2 separate regions of the Homo sapiens genome follow, and region 2 is linked to region 1. A link is an interaction called in ENCODE POLR2A ChIA-PET data of the cell type or tissue named here. Cell type or tissue: OCI-LY7. All regions are shown on one strand. Each heading gives the region's core, and the rest is flanking DNA. Links, peaks and the distances in the headings are about the cores only.

Region 1 (2,912 bases), core at 246-2,745:
ATGAGGCAAGTTGTCAAGACCTCTGACTTCCTTATGGATCTGAAGCCAGCTTCTCAGTCTTCTCTCATTGTATCAGTTTCCTATGGCTTAAGGATAACAAATGTCCTTAAGCACTAAGTGGCTTAAAACAACACAAATGCATTAGCTTACAGTTCCAGAGGTCAGAAGTCCAACACAAGTCTCATGCAGCTAAAATCAAGGTTTTGCCAGTTCCTTCTGGATGTACAAGAGGAGAATCTGTTTCCTTGCCTTTTCCAGCCTTAGAGGCTGCCCACATTCCTTGGCTCATGGCCTCTTCTCCACTGAAAGCCAGCAGCGTTGGCTCTCTCTGTGCCTTTCTTCTAGAGTCACATTTCTTTCTGACTACTTGACTGTCTTCTTCTTCCACTTTTAAGGACCTATGAGATTACACTGGGCCACTTGGATAATCCAAGCTGAACTCCTTATTTTAAGGTTAGCTGATGAGTCAAGCTAATTCTGTTTACAATCTTAATTCCCTCTTGCCATGCAAGGGAACACAGTCATAGGTTTTGGGAATTAGGATGTGGATATTTTTAGAGAGCCATTGTTCTGCTGATTGCACTCCCTGATGTTCAAGTCCAACTTTAACTCATAAGCTCCTTACTCTCTTAAAATGGCCCTAGGTTGATAGTTTGGTTCCAAGACTTATAAGGTGTGTGGATAATGGTAACAGCAACAGCAATAATTACAGCAACCATACACCAAGAACATGCTATGAAGCAGGCACAGGAGACACATGATATCATCTGATCCCTGTAGGACCTGATGGAGTAGGCATCATCATCCCTATTATAGATGGGGAAACCGAGGCCTGGGCAGTATAAATAATGAGCCCAAGGTTACTCGGCTTTTAGATGGCAGATTCAAGATTGGAACTATAGCTTGCCTGACTTTAACGACTTCCGTCCTGACAGCAAATGACTAAATAGCAAACCTCTACCCTGTCTCCAAGTCAAGCTTCCTCTGAGCAGAGATTTTAGATGAGGAATAGAGATGATGTCTGTCCAATGCTTAGTGCAAAAGAGAACCCAAGACATGGAAGTTTAGTTAGGTAGCTTAAAAACAATATTATTGGCCTGGCGCAGTGGCTCATGCCTGTAATCCCAGCACTTTGGCAGGCTGAGGTGGGCAGATCACCTAAGGTCAGTAGTTCAAGACCAGCCTGGCCAACATGGTGAAATCTCATCTCTACTAAAAATACAAAAATTAGCTGGGTATGGTGGTGGGTACCTGTAATCCCAGCTACTTGGGAGGCTGAGGCAGGAGAATCACTTGAACCCAGGAGGCAGAGGTTGCAGTGAGCTGTGATTGTGCCACTGCACTCCAGCCTGGGTGACAGGGCAAGACTCTGTCTCAAAAAAATAAAAAATAAAAATAATATTGTTGCCTCTATCTCCCCTTTCCCTTTCCCCTTCTCTTTCCCTCCCCTCCCCTCCCCTCCCCTCCCCTCCCTTCCCCTCCCTTCTCCTCCCCCTCCCTTCCCCTCCCTTCTCCTCCCCCTCCCTTCCCCTCCCCTCTCCCTTCCCCTCCCCTCCCCTCCTCTCCCTGGCATCTTTTAAAGTGGGTGACAATGGGGTAAGGGTTTAGATCTAGGCTCTAAGTTTAGGCTACCCAGGTTCAACTTCTAATATTGTCACATTAGCTGCTTCCACTTGGGTCCACCTCACCCCTGTAAGCCTCAAGTTCCTCCTCATTTGTAAAAATCGTAGTGTGATACTATCTGCCTTGCCAAGTGCTGGGTGGATTAGAAACAATCATGCATGCATAGCACACGGTAAACGATCACTATTAAGCCACTCCCACATGTCCATTATTGAAGCAGGTGGTGTGAACAAGAGAGGCATGTATGGTCTTTGTTCACAAGCATCTCTCCCTCTCTCCCTCAGCCTTTCTTTCTCTGTCTTTTACACACACACACACACACACACACACACACACACACACACCAGTTAATGACATCAAGGGGGAAGTTAGGAAAGATGAAAAATTGGAGACCAAGACGGTCATAACATGGTTCTAATTTGTGGTTAAGAAATTCATGAAGGAATAGGTCAATGTGTACCCAGAGAAAGGAAAGATTCACTTATGAAGAACGTGGGAGTGAATCACAAGACTGTCACTGTCTGCAACCCTTGAAGGGGCCCCTTGACCATCTTGCTGGGCGATTTGAATCACCAGATGTGGTCTACCACAGTGTCTCTCATGCCGCTGCTCACATATGAACTTCATGATTTTTGCCATATCTCTTGCTGCCTTGTTTAGTGTTGACTTAAGATTTTTCTTTCATTATTTGGATATTGACTACACTGACATAAAAAGGAAACTTTATGTCACTATGGTAAATGGGAGGCTGATTTTCTTGCCACAGATAGAAACTGTGAAAAAAATACATACCGTTTTTTTTTTTAAAGAATGCTTTTTTTAAACTTTTTTTTTAGGTTCAGGGGTACACGTGCGGGTTTGTTATATAGGTAAATTGTGTGTCATGGGGTTTTGGTGTACAGATTATTTTGCCACCCAGGTAATAAGTATAGTACGAATAGGTAGTTTTTCCATCCTCTCCCCACCCCACCCTCCACCCTTAAGTATATATGTGTTCATGAAAATACACAACTATTAAAAGTAATACAGCCAGGTGCAGTGGCTCATGCCCGTAACCCCAGCACTTTGGGAGGCCGAGGCGAGCGGATCACCTGAAGTCAGGAGTTTGAGATCAGCCTGGCCAACATGGTGAAACCTCGTCTCTACTAAAAATACCAAAATTAGCCGGGCGTGGTGGCGTGCGTCTGTAATCCCAGCTACTCGGGAGGCTGAAGCAGAAGAATTGCTTGAACCCACGAGGCAGAGGTTGCAGTGAGCCAAGATCGCATCACTGCACTCCAGCCTGGGCA
Region 2 (2,912 bases), core at 274-2,773, 260 kb before region 1:
GTTAAGAAAGAAGGATAGGGCCGGGTGCAGTGGCTCCTGCCTGTAATTCCAATGCTTTGGTAGGGCAAACTGGGAGAATCGCTTGAGGCCTGGAGCTCAAGAGCAGCCTGGACAACATAGCAAGACTCCATTTCTTAAAAAAAAAATTTTTTTTTTTGAGACAGAGTTTCGCTTTTGTTGCCCAGGCTGGAGTGCAATGGTATGATCTGGACTCACTGCAACCTCTGCCTCCCCAGTTCAAGCGATTCTCCTGTCTCAGCCTCCCTAGTAGCTGGTATTACAGGTGCATGCCACTATACCCGGCTAATTTTTGTATTTTTAGTAGAGACGGGGTTTCATCATATTGATCAGGCTGGTCTCGAACTCCTGACCTCAGGTGATCCACCGCCTTGGCCTTCCAAATTGCTGGGATTACAGGCCTGAGCCACTGAGCTCGGCCACAAAAAAAAAGAAAAAAAAATTAACAAATTAGCCAGACATGTTGGCGCCCAGTTGTACTCTCAGCTACTTCAGGGGCAGGCTAAGGCAGGAGAATCCCTTGAGCCCAGGAGTTCGAGGCAGCAGTGAGCTAGGAATGTGCCACTGCACTCCAGCCTGGATGACAGAGTGAGACAGAGAGAGGAAAGAAGAAGGAAGGAAGGAAGGAAGGAAGGAAGGAAGGAAGGAAGGAAGGAAGGAAGGAAGGAAAGAAGGAAGGAAGAGAAAGAAAGAGAGAAAGAAAGAAAAGAAAGGAAAGGCCGGCCACAGAAAGAAAAGAGAAAGAAGAGAAGAGTAAAGAAAAGAAATGAAATGAAAAGGAAGAAAAGAAAAGGCGAGGTACAGTGCCTCATACCTGCAATTTAAGCACTTTGGTAGGCTGAGACAGGAAGATTGCTTGAGGCTAGGAGTTTGAGACCAGCCTGGGCAATGTACCAAGACCTTGTCTCTACAAAAATTTTTAAAAAGTTATCCAGGCTTGATGGCACATGCCTGTGGTCCCAGCCACTCGGGAGGCTGAGGTGGAAGGATCACCTGAGCCCAGGAGGTTGAGTCTGCAGTGAGCCATGATCATGCTATTGCCCTCTAGCTTGGGCAACAGAGCAAGACCCTGTCTCAAAAACAAAAAAAAAAAAGAAGAAGAAGAGGAAGAAGAAGAAGAAAAAGAGGAAGAAGAAGAAGAAAAAGAGGAAGAAGAAGAAGGAGGAGGAGGAAAGGAAGGAAAGGAAGGAAAGGAAAGGAAAGGAAAGGAAAGGAAAGGAAAGGAAAGGGAAAAGGGATAGGTTGAATAGGGATTGTGTGTGTGTTTGTAATTTTTGAGAGCATGGCCAGGGAAGTACTCCCTAAGGCAGGGGGTCAACTAATTACGGACTGAGGCCAAATCCAGCCTATTGCCTGTTTATGTACAATGGCAAGCTAAGAATTGTCTTACATTTTTAAATAGTTGAAAAAAGTCAAAGGAAGAATGTTTTCTGACACCTGAAAGTAACTTATGTGACATTCTATCTCAGTGCCCACAGTGAAGTTTCTTTTTTTTTTTTTTTTCTTTTTTTTTACCCTGAGTCCCGATCTGTTGCCCAGACTGGAGTTCAATGGCATGATCTCGGCTCACTGCAACCTCTGCCTCCTGGGCTCAAGCAATTCTCCTGCCTCAGCCTCCCGGGTAGCTGGGATTACAGGGGTGTGCCACCACGCCCGGCTAATTTTTATTTTTAGTAGAGATGGGGTTTCACCATGTTGGCCAGGCTGGTCTTGAACTCCTGACCTCAGGTAATCCACCTGCCTCAGCCTCCCAAAGTGCCGGGATTACAGGCGTGAGCTACCGTGCCCGGTATCAATGAAGTTTTATTGGAACACAGCTATGCTCATTGGTTTACTTACTGTCTGTGGTTGCTTTTGCCTGACAAAGGCAGAGTTGAGTATCTGCCACAGAGACCCTGTGGCCCACAGAACCTAAAATATCCACCCTCTGGTTTGTTTGTTTGTTTGTTTGTTTGTTTGAGAGGGAGTTTCGCTCCTGTTGCCCAGGCTGGAGCGCAATGGTGCGATCTTGGCTCACTGCAACCTCTACCTCTCAAGTTCAAGCGATTCTCCTGCCTCGGCCTCCTGAGTAGCTGGGATTACAGGCATGTGCCACCAGGCCTGGCTAATTTTTTGTATTTTTAGTAGAGAAGAGGTTTCACCGTGTTAGCCAGGATGGTCTTGATCTCCCGACCTCAGGTGATCCGCCCTCCTTGGCCTCCCAAAGTGCTGGGATTATAGGCATGAGCCACCACGCCCAGCCTACTCTCTGGTTTTTAACCATTCGCTGACTCCTGCCCTAAGATGTCATTTGAAGAGACACCTGAGGCAGGTGAGGGAGCCAGTCATGCATTTATCTGGGGGAATATTCTAGCAGATGTCACAGCAAATGCAAAGACCCTGAAATAGGATGTCTGCTGTGTTCTTGGCAAGGCATGAAACTCACTATGACTGGAGCAGAGTGGATGAGGTCAGAAAGCAAGGATGGACCAGATCACGCACAGTCTTTGCTCCTAGCCTGAGGCAGATGGGAGCCATGGCAGGTGTGTGTGTGTGTGTGTGTGTGTGTGTGTGTGTGTGTGTGTGTGTGAGAGAGAGAGATAGGGTTTTGCTCTGTCATCCAGGCTGGAGCACAGTGGTGCAATCATAGCTTACTGCAGCCTCAACCTCCTGGCCTCAAGTGATCCTCCCACCTCATTCTCCCAAGTAGCTGGGACTACAGACATGAGCCACCATGCCTGGCTAATTTTAAAATTTCTTGTAGAGATAGTGTCTGACTACGTTGCCCAGGCTGGTCTTAAACTCCTGTCCTCAGGTGATCCTCTCACCTTGGCTTCCCAAGGTGCCGGGATTATAGCTGTGAGCCACTGCACCCACCCGCCATGGCAGTTTTGAGGCAAGCGGTGATGTGGTCT

What was found. ChIA-PET counts read pairs that join two places held together with the same protein. Peaks named below come from ENCODE experiments on the same cell type or tissue, not always from the same donor. Only the 100,000 strongest peaks of a DNase experiment are listed, where the experiment ranks them.
Region 2: POLR2A ChIA-PET joins it to region 1 with 7 read pairs; 9 of 35 experiments call an interaction of 5 or more read pairs at or near these places.

What each region holds. Positions count from the first base shown.
Region 1 is chr20:53,891,294-53,894,205 of GRCh38, forward strand. No RefSeq gene overlaps it. Among named protein-coding and RNA genes, the nearest start is that of BCAS1-AS1, 23 kb to the right of the region's middle. In OCI-LY7, for the core only: no CTCF peak of the experiment used is centred there; DNase peaks (open chromatin) are centred at 1,778, 2,178 and 2,608; H3K4me3 peaks cover 1,162 bases; H3K27ac peaks cover 2,438 bases.
Region 2 is chr20:53,635,673-53,638,584 of GRCh38, forward strand. No RefSeq gene overlaps it. Among named protein-coding and RNA genes, the nearest start is that of ZNF217, 43 kb to the left of the region's middle. In OCI-LY7, for the core only: no CTCF peak of the experiment used is centred there; no DNase peak of the experiment used is centred there.